Regions from separate parts of the Homo sapiens genome. Here region 2 is linked to region 1. Evidence: chromatin loops called from intact Hi-C (ENCODE). Cell type or tissue: HepG2. All regions are shown on one strand. Each heading gives the region's core, and the rest is flanking DNA. Links, peaks and the distances in the headings are about the cores only.

Region 1 (5,827 bases), core at 247-5,246:
ACAGAAATACTGGCTCTTTGATGTGTCAAAAGTTTTTTAAGTGCTCACAGAGAATGCTCAGTACTTGGCTACAGTCGCCCAAGGTTCAAAGTTTAAGTTGAGCGCCTTTATCTACTATATTTCTTTGTTTTCCACTTGGACATTGCTGAAAACTAAAGGAAGTTTGATTTTCTCCAGTTTGAGTGTGTATTGCAGAGAATCTAAAACAGTTCTGAGGGGGTGTGTGTGTGTGTGTGTGTGTGTGTGTGTGAGAAAGAGAGAGAGAGAGGCAAACACAGAGAAAAATACTCTTCTTTGAAAGCTAAGAGAAAAATACCAGATTCTATAGCTCAAAACATTCTATATGATCTCAGGTCATGCTCAAAATTAACCACTGGGTCAGAACTCAAATTCTGTATGAGGCCAGATTTTAAAATAAAATTTAGGTATTTGTCTTAAAACAAAAACCAGGCCACTTTCAAAACTTACTCCAACAAAGACATGATTTCTTAAAGCAGTCTTGAAACGTTCTTTTATTTTATGTATGTTTCAGCTTTTTGGTTAAGTATCTGATTCTTAAAACACAAGTACAATTTGTAGCCTGCAAAGTTTGAAAAGTAATTCTGTTTGAATCAAAAGAGATGTTGATTTGATGACTGCTTTTGTTCAAAACAATCATGTCATAATTTATATGCTGTAATATCCATATCTTAATACTAGATCTCCTGGATAAACTGGTTTTCTCTACTACTTTGATAATTTTATTTTATTCAAAACTTGTTTCTGGATGCAGGAAGTATAGAAAGCTGATATTCTGGTATTATGGGTAAAACTGATGAAGTCAAAATTTTCCCCTTGGTGAAATGACTCTCAGATAATAAACAATGATCTTTCCCTCAGACCACTAGTGCATAGCCACACACATTGTGAGTAATTCCCTAACACAGTAAATTAACAAATGTAACTCAAATGAACTTAACTTGTTAAGAGTGTAGAGTTAATGAGCCTGAAACATCTGAGATTAGTTTAGGAGAGTGAGCTTGGGCAGGATTCAAAGCAACACACTGCATTCCAAATACTAGGAAATCTAGGCCATTGTCACAAGAAAGAGTGGAGCAGGAAAGTCAGCGAGTATGTCAGTATCCACCCATCATCCTTCAAAAAAAGGCAACTAAAAATGGGTAGGTAGAGTTTAAAAGTTATCATAGCTAGATACCTTATGGAAATGAGTGAAGCATTTCTAAGTGTATTGAGCTTGGAAGATACATATAGACATACTTGTAAATTTTGTATTTGTATTTATATTATAGTCTTTATATTAGACTATATATTGAGTCTTTGGTACTCTTATTTTTCATAATTCAGTTTGGAAGTGCATTAAATTTACCTTTGTCCTATCTATTTTTAAAATGCTTACAAAGGAAAATAAAGATAAAAATATAATTATAAGGAAAATTTTATCCTTCTTATATCTTTAAGAATGAACTTTTACATCTTTGTTACCCAGGCTGGTCTCGAAAACTTGGGCCCAAAAAATCCTCCTGCCTCTGCCTCCCAAAGTGCTGGGATTAGAGACGTGAGCCACCACATTTGGCCTGAAAGATTTCAAAGCAAACAATAAAGACCAAAAAAAAAAAAAAAAAAAACAAAAACAAAAATCCTAGTAGAAAACAAAGGAAAATATTTTTTGCAATTTTGAGATGAAAACATTTGTGCAAACAACACAACAAAGCTAGGAATCATCACAGAAATAACTACCAGATTCAAATTTATAAAGCATAAAATATTCTACATAGAAAAAAGTTTCCGTAAGCAAACTGAAGAAGACTAATGAAGTTATTTTAAAAAATATTTGAAATATGTATGACAAGGTAGCAATGTACTTAAGATATTTTTTAAAAACCTATAGAAATTAATGAAGAAAAGAGGACTCCCCAACTGGGAAATGAATAGGTAGAGGTCATGAACAGGCTACTCATAAAACAAGTAACTTAGGATGAGAATCTGGTAAAGGTCTGGAGGATGAGAAATTGGATACAAGAATAAGAAAATGATATGGAAAATGTGGAGAATGGACTTAATATGGAGGAAAGGAAAGGAATTGGGAGAAAAGTCTGGCATAATTAAACTGGAGGCAACCTAGACAGCCTTTAGGGTCTTGGCATGAAATAGACCTGGGTCTGAGTCTTTTCTCTGATGATGACAGTCACATAGCCTTGGCAAGTTGCTGGCTCACATGATTCTTAGTTTCATCATTTGTAATTTTTTTTTTTTTTTTTTTTTTTTTTTTGAGAGGGAGTCTCGCTCTGTCGCCCAGGCTGGAGTGCAGTGGTGAGATCGCGGCTCACTGCAAGCTCCGCCTCCCAGGTGCACACCATTCTCCTGCCTCAGCCTCCCGAGTAGCTGGGACTACAGGCGCCGCCACCACACCTGGCTAATTTTTTGGATTTTTTTTTTTTTTTTTTTTTTTAGTAGAGACGGGGTTTCACCGTGTTAGCCAGGATGGTCTCCATCTCCTGACCTCGTGATCCACCCGCCTCGGCCTCCCAAAGTGCTGGGATTACAGGCGTGAGCCACTGCACCCGGCCTCATCATTGTAATTTAAAGTACAGTTGTGAGGACTGAGCAAAACAATTTATTTGACTCAGTCAACTCTGTCTCACCTATGCATAGCCTGGTGGTTTAGTAAGACTGATTTATGCAACTCTGCCTCCTGCTATGCAGGGACCATCCAGTCCTGGAAGAGCAGACCAGGCCTCTCTGTTCATCTTCATGCCCCGTCGATAAACAATCCTTCCAAGGTAAAAAGCAAAGTGGACATGAGGTTTTCAGATCTGTCTAAGCTGTCTGCTCCAGAAGACAGCTTTGTTGACTAGTTCGTGAAGCAAATGTAGTCAGTTCAACAACCACTTTTTTCCAGGAAAAAAAGCAGGATGGATTTTTTTAGGGCATACAGGATAGATTATAAGCGCATTTGGTCTCTGTTATTTTATGTAGTTTTCTTTTGCAGGGTGGGGGGTTAGCATTTGATTCTTTTTTTTTTTTAATTTGGTCACCTTTTATGTAATTTATCTGCTTTTACTAAGGAGAATAGTCCCTTCTGCTGCAATTGTATTCAGAAATCCCCTTCATTATTCCAGAGATGGAAAGAAGATCATGACAGTAAGAAAGTAAATAAATGCTAAATACATTCATAAAGAAAAATGAAATGTTTCCTAGGAACGAGAGGGGAAAATATAGAAAGAGAAAAAGAAAGGGATGGAGAGGAGGAGAGGATAGCAACCAGTGGTTGCACACAAAAGTTTTTCCGTCAAAGACTGCCACCTGGTGGAATTGTAACTGTGCCTGTTCCTTTGGCCTCAGCTAGTTCTGGAAGGAGTCCAGAGTAATCAGACGCAACTGACCTGCGAGCCTTCAAAGCTAAATAAAAAGCGGATGAATAAATGTCGGTGCATCAGTAGATTCTAAATCTTGACAACACAGAAGGCTTATTTAATTTGATCCCTGTGCATCAGAGGCTTTAAACTGTCATTAGTCAGGCATGCTGCCACTCTCTTTTTGAAGGCTAGTGCTGTTTATTGGGCATAAACCAGCTATATTTCATGTGAGCAAGTGAAAGGAAACAAAATCTCTTGTGCTAAAATAAAGAATAAATATAAATGCTATTGTCTTATCCTGCATAAGCCTTCATGGACTTCTTTTCAAGGCATTTAAATAGTTTTCTTAAGAAAAAGTATATATTTGAAATTTTGACCAAATGAAATAACCACTGACACTTTTTTAAATGTCCCAAAGTGGTTTAAATTAGACAAGATTTTTAAGAGATTAATTCTACCCAGTAAGAAGATAATAATATTGATGGACAGGAATATATGTTCACATTTAATGTTTTCTCTCTATTCTACCAAACATGACAATGAAATTATACATATAAGGAATTTAGCCTTAACTCCATGCCTGCACACTACATTTCTGACTTCAACAAGGATTACTACACTGTATGTCAAAAACATATTTAAATGTCAAAGGCAACTTTGTATTTCTAAGCCTTTGTATTGCCTTCTTATCTGGTAGAGAAAAAGGCAAATAAGATTGGCTTATTTTTTACTTCTGCCCAGAAAAAAAAAAAAATCTTAGAGCTTCCATATTCTCTTTAATTACATTTTCTACCTCTAGGCTCCAAATTTCAATTTTCATTTACAGATTTCTAAGGTTTGCCTAATTTTTAAAGAACAGCTCTCTTTATTCCCATCCTGTGAGTTGAATACTCTGGACTTAGCTGTTTTCATGCCCAGATTTAATGACTGTTCAGCTTTGTGCAAAAAAAAGAACAGGTAAACAGATCCAAGGGGATGCTTTCTCTACTAAACTTATGTCAGTGAAAAGTTAATTGATTAAATTAAAACATTTGACATACTCAAATAAAAAACAGAAGTTAACAGTAAGATTTTCATTTGGGTACCCAACTTAAAAGCTTGACAAGAAACAAGAAATAGGTCCAGTGTGCATACAATACTTATCATTCATTTAGATGAGTCACTTAATATGTTACCAAAAAAAGCAAATTTATTGAGCATACAGACAATAAAGAAATAGTCTGCAAAGCAGAAGAACCAAGGAAGTAAAATTTCATGGTATCCAAGGTACAGAGTTTAAAAAAAAGAAGTACATGCAACTCATAAGTTAAGTAAAATAGACCTGAAAAATGTCCATTAGATATGACAATGAAAGAGCTATTGGATCGAGGGAAAGCAATCTCAATAGAATGATGAAGGCATCCTCTGCCAGGATGCAGTGGATTGAGGAGAAAGCTGGAGGCCGGGCGCGGTGGCTCACGCCTGTAATCCCAGCACTTTGGGAGGCCAAGGTGGGCGGATCACAAGGTCAGGAGATCAAGACCATCCTGGCTAACACAGTGAAACCCCATCTCTACTAAAAATACCAAAAAAAATTAGCCGGGCATGGTGGCGGGCGCCTGTAATCCCAGCTACTCGGGAGGCTGAGGCAGGAGAATGCCGTGAACCCAGGAGGTGGAGCTTGCAGTGAGCCGAGATGGCGCCACTGCACTCCGGCCTGGGCGACAGGGCGAGACTCCGTCTCAAAAAAAAAGAAAGAAAGAAAGCTGGAATAGTAGAAGTGGGAATAGCATTATTACTCTTTGAAAAAAATGTGGATAAAAGAGGAAGACAACAAAAAGGGGATTCAGGGTCCCACACAGGACTTTTTTAAGGACAAAGACCCATGAACATATTGATTTACTGCAAGAAATAATAAAGACAGTGGAAAGACAGCAATAAGGATATGAGTAAGAGAGAATGACTAAAAAGGAAGATCATGCTGGATTTAAGGAGAAGGGGTATCATTCCTCCTTTGTCTGGAACTGGAGCAAAAGTTGGAGGAGATAGTTGCGTATAGGCATACGTATTAAGGTACAGGGAACCAGCACACATCCAGTGACCTAAATGAGGTAAAAGGTAAAGTAGCTGTTGGAACTAAGGAGTGTGCAGGTTGACCACACAGACCAAGGGAAGTGGCAGAGATTGGGAACAGGAAAAGATGCTGACCAAGGAGAGTCCCCTGCGTGTGAGAAGAAGAGAAGCCAATTATCACATGAATCACAAGCTGGGTTTTTTCTGGGTGTCAGAGAAGGAACATGAGTAACTTATTTTCTGTGCCAAAATGATTTCCAGTAATTGTTCACAGAATGAGATGATGGACACTGATACTCTATGGTTGATCTTTCACTTTAAGTACAAGTATACACACCACCTACTCCCCAGCATATTAACATCAACTGTCATCATCATGAATTTGCACCTGCTGCTAAGCCTCATCTCATCTCCACCAC
Region 2 (5,827 bases), core at 408-5,407, 50 kb after region 1:
AGACAATCAAATATAAAAGAAACTTTATATATAGATGAATAAACATAATAATTACAACAAACTTCTTATCAGAAACATCTGAGCCAGAAGACAATACCATTAAAGTGGTGAAAGAAAAATCTCTCAACCCAAAAATCTATACCCAGCAAAAACATTTTTCAAAAATGAAGGAAAAATAAAGACTTTTTAAACAAAAACTGAGGAAACTTGTTTCCAGCAGACCTACTGTACAAGAAATATTAAATTTCTCCTTGTACACTGTTCGTAGAAATATAAATTTGTACAGCCGTTTTGGAAGATTCTATCCTCAATTGATTTGAAATCAATTTGTCAGAGAGATGTCTGCACTCCCATGTTTATTGCAGCGCTAGTCACAATAGCCAAGTTGTGAAATCAACCTAAGTTTCCACCAACAGATGAGTGGATAAAGAAGGTGTGGTGTATACACACAATAGAATACTATACAGCCTTTAAAAAGAAAGGAGTTCTGTCATTTACAAAAACACAAGTGAGCCTGGAGGACACTGTGTTAAGCAAAATAAGCCAGGCACAGAAAGACAAATATTGCATGTTCTCATTTCTATGTGGAATCTAAAACAATGACATTTGCAGAAGTGGAGAGTAGAATAGTGATTGCCAGAGACTGGGAGTTTTAGGGAGTAGGGGAGATGACAGTCAAAGGGTACAAGGTCTCAGTTAGACAGGAGGAATAAGGTTTCTTTAGATCTATTCTACAGTATAGTGAATATAGTTAATAATAGTGTATTATATATTTCTAAGTTGCTAAAAGAGTAAATTTCAAATGTTCTCATCACAGAAAGGATACGTATTTGAGGTAATGGATATGTGAATTAGCTTGACTTAATTACTCCACATGGAATGTATAAATCATAACATCACTGTGTTCCCCATGAATATATACAATTATAGTTTGTCAACTTGTAATAAAATTCTTAAAAGAAATTCAAAAATTCTTCAGGCATAAATAATATATCAGAAAGAAAATTTGATATACAAAAGAAACCAAAATACAGGAAATAAATAGATAAATATAAATTTAAATTAATCAGAATGAAAATTTGATCTACAAAAGAAATCAAAATACAGGAAATAAATAGATAAATATAAATTTAAATTAATCAGAATGAAAATTTGATCTACAAAAGAAATCAAAATACAGGAAATAAATAGATAAATATAAATTAAATTAATATTTTCTTATTTTTAATTGCTTTGTAGCAAAAATAATAGCAATATATTATATGTTTATAGCATATAAAAATAGTAAAAGAAATGACAATAGCACAAAGGATGGGGAAAAAGGAATTGAGAATATACAGTAATAAGGTCTTCATGCTACACATGGAGCAGTATAATATAATTTGAAGATATGTTTCATACATATGTCAAAAGCCCTGGGTTGAACGAAAATAAAATTTTTAATGGTACAAATAATGTCAGTAGAGGAGACAGAATAATTTTTTTTTAATGCTCTAGGTAGAAAAGGGGGCAGGGAAGCAAAGAAACAGATGGAAGAAGTGGAAAATAACCAGCAAAATGGTACATTTTAATTCAACTCTATCAATGATCACATTAAATGTGAATGATTTAAGAAGAGTAGTTTAAAAGACAACAATTTCATATTGGATTTAAAAAGCAAGACCAAAATATATGTTATCTACAAGAAGTTGACTTTAAGTTTAAAGACATATAAGTAAAAATGAAAAGGGTAGAGAAAGATATACCTTGCAAAAATTCTACAAATGAAAGCTGGATAACTATATTACTATCAGACAAAACAAGCTTCAGAAAATGAATAACATTAGGAATAAAGGAGAACACTATATAATGTCAATCCTCCAAGAATACATAACAATTTATGTATGCAGTTAACAACAGAGCTCCAATTATAGAGGCAAAAACTGATGGAACTGAAAGAGAAAATTAACAAATCCACAATTTTAATTGAAAACGTCAACATTCCCTTCAGAATTAAACACTATAAACCAACTAGACCTAAATCACATATAGGACCCTCCATCCAGCAATAGAAAAATACACATTATTTTCCAGTGCACATAAAACATACACCAAGATAGGTCATATTCTGAGCCATAAAACAAACTTCAACACATTTAGAAGAGTAGAAATCATACAAAGCCTTCATATCACGAAATGAGAGTAAAAGTTTGGGCTCCCAACTCAGTCTTTGTTGCCTAAAGTAAGAGGGGATTTGTGGTTTCCCTGGTGCTTAGTTGGAATAAGGCAGTTATTGACAAAAGCTTGCTCTTGCTAAGTTGCCCTTTACCCAGTCCTTCATCTAGGGAAAGCAAACTTTGCAGGAGGAGGGCTTTTGATCTGTGCCCATTAGTATTTCCTGGGGTCAGGCTGCTAAAAGAATATTTAAATAAGATCTACAATCTCATAATACAATGACATGAAAATCTATTGTCATACTAAGAACAAGGAAAATCTCAATTTGAATGAGAAAAGGCAATTAACAGATGCCCATACCAAGACGACACAGATATTAGATTATCTGATGAGAATTTTTTAATGACCATCCTATAATTCCTTCAACAAGCAATTATGAATATGCTTACAAAAAATGCAAACTAGAAAGTTCCAGTGATATAAATAAATAATATAAAGACAAACCAAATGGAAATTTTAGAACTGAAAGATACAATGACCAAAATAGAAAACTCATTGAATGGGCTCAACAGAAGAATAAAGAGGAGAGAGAAAATAGTCAATAAACTTGAAGACAGAGCAATAAATATGAGCCAAACTAAACATATAAAGAAAATAGATGAAAAAATTAACATAACCTCAGGGATCTGTAGAATAATAAAAGATCTAACATTCATTTCATTGGAGTCCTGGATGGGCAAAAGAAAGAATGTGGAACTGGAAAAGTATTAAAGGAAATAGAGCTTACACATCTCCCTAATATGGCAAAAGACATAAACATAAAGATTCATAAAGCAAAATGAATCTCAAACAGCATAAACCCAAATAAATCCATGACAAAACACATTATAATCAAACTTCTGAACACTAGACATAAAGAAAATTTATTGAATGCAGCAGAGGAAAACGATGCATTGCCTTAGAGAAACAATGATTTTGATGACAGTAGATTTTTACTGGAAACCATGGAGGCCAGGAGAAAGTGTCACAACATCTTTTAAGAGCTGGGGGAAGAAACCAAACACCTGTCAATCCAGGATTTCTAGAATATCTTTCAAGAAATCAAGATATTCTCAGATTTAAAAAAACTAAGAAAATTTGTCATCAGCAGTCTTACCTTAAAATAATAAAATTCTTCAAATAGAAAGAAATGATAATAAAAGCAAGCTTAGAACATCAGAAATAAATTTAAAAAGAAGAGAAATAATAAAATATAAATAATATAATATACTTTCCTCCTGAGTTTTCTAAATTACTTTTGATGGTTGAAGAAAATTTATAACATCATCTGATGTGATTTTCAACATATATAGAGGAATTACTTAAGACAATTATGTTAAAAAGAGGAAGGGCAAAGACACCTAAATGAAGGTACTCTTCACTTTAACTACTAAAATGTTGACACCAGTAGATGCACACAAAAGCACTATACCTAAATCAAATTGAAATTCTAAAATATGTTGAAGTAACCCACAAGAAAGAAAATGAAAACAGATAAATGAAAAAAGGGAGAACAAACAAAATAAATAATTAAATGTCAGGCTTAGACATAAATATGTCAAAAACTACATTAAATATAAAAGGTCTAAATATACCAGCTAAAATACAAGAATTGGCAAAATGGATAAGAATGACACAATTCTATGCTCTGGTATGGTTTGAATGTTTCTGCCTCCTCCAAAATTCATGTTAAAACTTAATCCTCATTGTGGTGCTATTAAGAGTTGAGGCTTTTTGAGATGTGATTAAGTCATAAGAGAACCACTTCCATCAATATATTAGTACCTTATGAAACGTCTGAAGAAAATGGCTTAGTCCTTGTTTGCCCTTCTGCTGTTCCACCATGTGAGGACACAGCACTCAAAGAGCTATCTTGGAAGCAGAAACCAGGCCTTTGCTTGATACTGAAACTTCTGGCACCTTGATCTTTGACTTCCCAGTCTCTAGAACTGTGAGAAATTTCTGTTGTTCAGTTTCAATTACCCAGTTTTTAATAAAAAGATTAACAAAGAACAAAAAAGGCAATTCAACAGGTCAAAAAAGGTATGATAACCTCAATTTTCAGGTATTTTGTTATAACATCACAAACAGACCAAGACACTGTCTTTTTAAAAGCCCATGAAAATTATAACAAATTAAACATTAAGTGATGGAAAAAATATACCAAGAATTAGTCAAAATAAAGCAAGAATTGTGATATTAATATCAGATAAGGTAGACTGTAGAAGAAAGAAAATTACCAGAGATAAAGAGAGACAATATATAATGATAAAAGAGTCAATCCACCAAAAAGGCATAGCAATTCTAAGTTTTTGTATGCACCAAAAAGCATAACTGTAAAATAAGTGAAGCAAGAACTGATAAAACTGAAAGGAGAAGCAAGCAAGTCCACAATTATAGCTGGAGATTGAACACCCTTCTCTCAACAAATGATTGAACTATTAAACAGACATAGAACTTAACTACAATGTCAACTAACAGATCTAACTGACATTTATAGAACACTCAACACGCCAACAACAGGATATTTTTCTCAAATAAACAGGGATAGAAACGTGCACTGAAGCTTCTGCAACATCCACTACACTTTCCTCATTTGACATTTTTCAAAGTACACTTGCTAGTTGTAACCAGTGAAACAATACAATACAATGATATAAAAAGATAAATCAAATCATGTCAGCCCTACTCTTTTTCCAGTTCCAACCACATTTCCAATTTCATGTCCACAGTAACAATGTGGACATTGTTACTGTGGACATGAAAGATCAAAAAAGAATGAATGGCCTTGGTAACTTCTGTAGAAGCAAAGAGAGAAGGAAGGAATCAGTATACTGACATGGATGAAGATTTAATCAAGAGTACAGACTTTAGCATCCTAAACATCTAAATCCGACTCCTGAGATTTACTGGCTACCTCCAAGTAAACTCAACTACAACAATTACAAAAGGTTAGATTCTATAAGTGTCCTTTCTTTCATCTGTATAATGGGATAAGAATAGCAGCTGCCTTACAGACATTCTTCTTCTTTTTCTCAGAGCCTACACACTCTCTTACATCTTCTCTCTGAATTTCTATTCCTTTATTCCCTCTGCATTCTAGAAAAAAGAAAATGGGAAGAACGTTCTTACTACACAAATTTCAATAAGAAAAAAAGAATATGACAATAAAAAATTGACAAAGAACAAAAGAGGCAATTCAGCAGGTCAAAAAAGGTATGAAAACCTCAATTTTATTCAAATAACTAAAACGAAAACACAAATCAACAGAAACTATTCACCCTTATTAGTGCCCAAAGAAATGAAAACTTAAACTATGATTTATATTTTTACCTATAAAATAGGCAAAATAAAATGAAACTAGTATTGGGAATGTAGCATAATTTGCATTTTCTTATACTATTGATAGTGTAAGTTGGTACAAACTTTCTACAAGGAATTAGGCAATATCTATTACACACCTTTAAAGTGGTCATTCATAAGAACAATAAGCACTGGAACTCGAAAGAGGGGAGGGAGGGAGCGGACCAAGGGTTGAAAAACTACCTATTGGGTACTGTGTTCACTATTTGGGTGAAAGGGTCAATAGAAGTTCAAACCTCAGCATCATGCAATACACCCTAGTAACAAACCT

What was found. Hi-C counts contacts between places; a loop is a spot of excess contacts. Peaks named below come from ENCODE experiments on the same cell type or tissue, not always from the same donor. Only the 100,000 strongest peaks of a DNase experiment are listed, where the experiment ranks them.
Region 2: a loop joins it to region 1, with 2.7 times the contacts of the local background. A loop is called at or near these places in 2 of 110 quality-filtered maps.

What each region holds. Positions count from the first base shown.
Region 1 is chr9:32,248,331-32,254,157 of GRCh38, forward strand. No RefSeq gene overlaps it. Among named protein-coding and RNA genes, the nearest start is that of ACO1, 130 kb to the right of the region's middle. In HepG2, for the core only: a CTCF peak has its summit at 3,308 (motif pointing left); a DNase peak (open chromatin) is centred at 3,341.
Region 2 is chr9:32,298,249-32,304,075 of GRCh38, forward strand. The region is part of intron 2 of LOC107987059 (a long non-coding RNA gene); the gene reads right to left. Among named protein-coding and RNA genes, the nearest start is that of ACO1, 83 kb to the right of the region's middle. In HepG2, for the core only: no CTCF peak of the experiment used is centred there; a DNase peak (open chromatin) is centred at 2,313; H3K4me3 peaks cover 321 bases.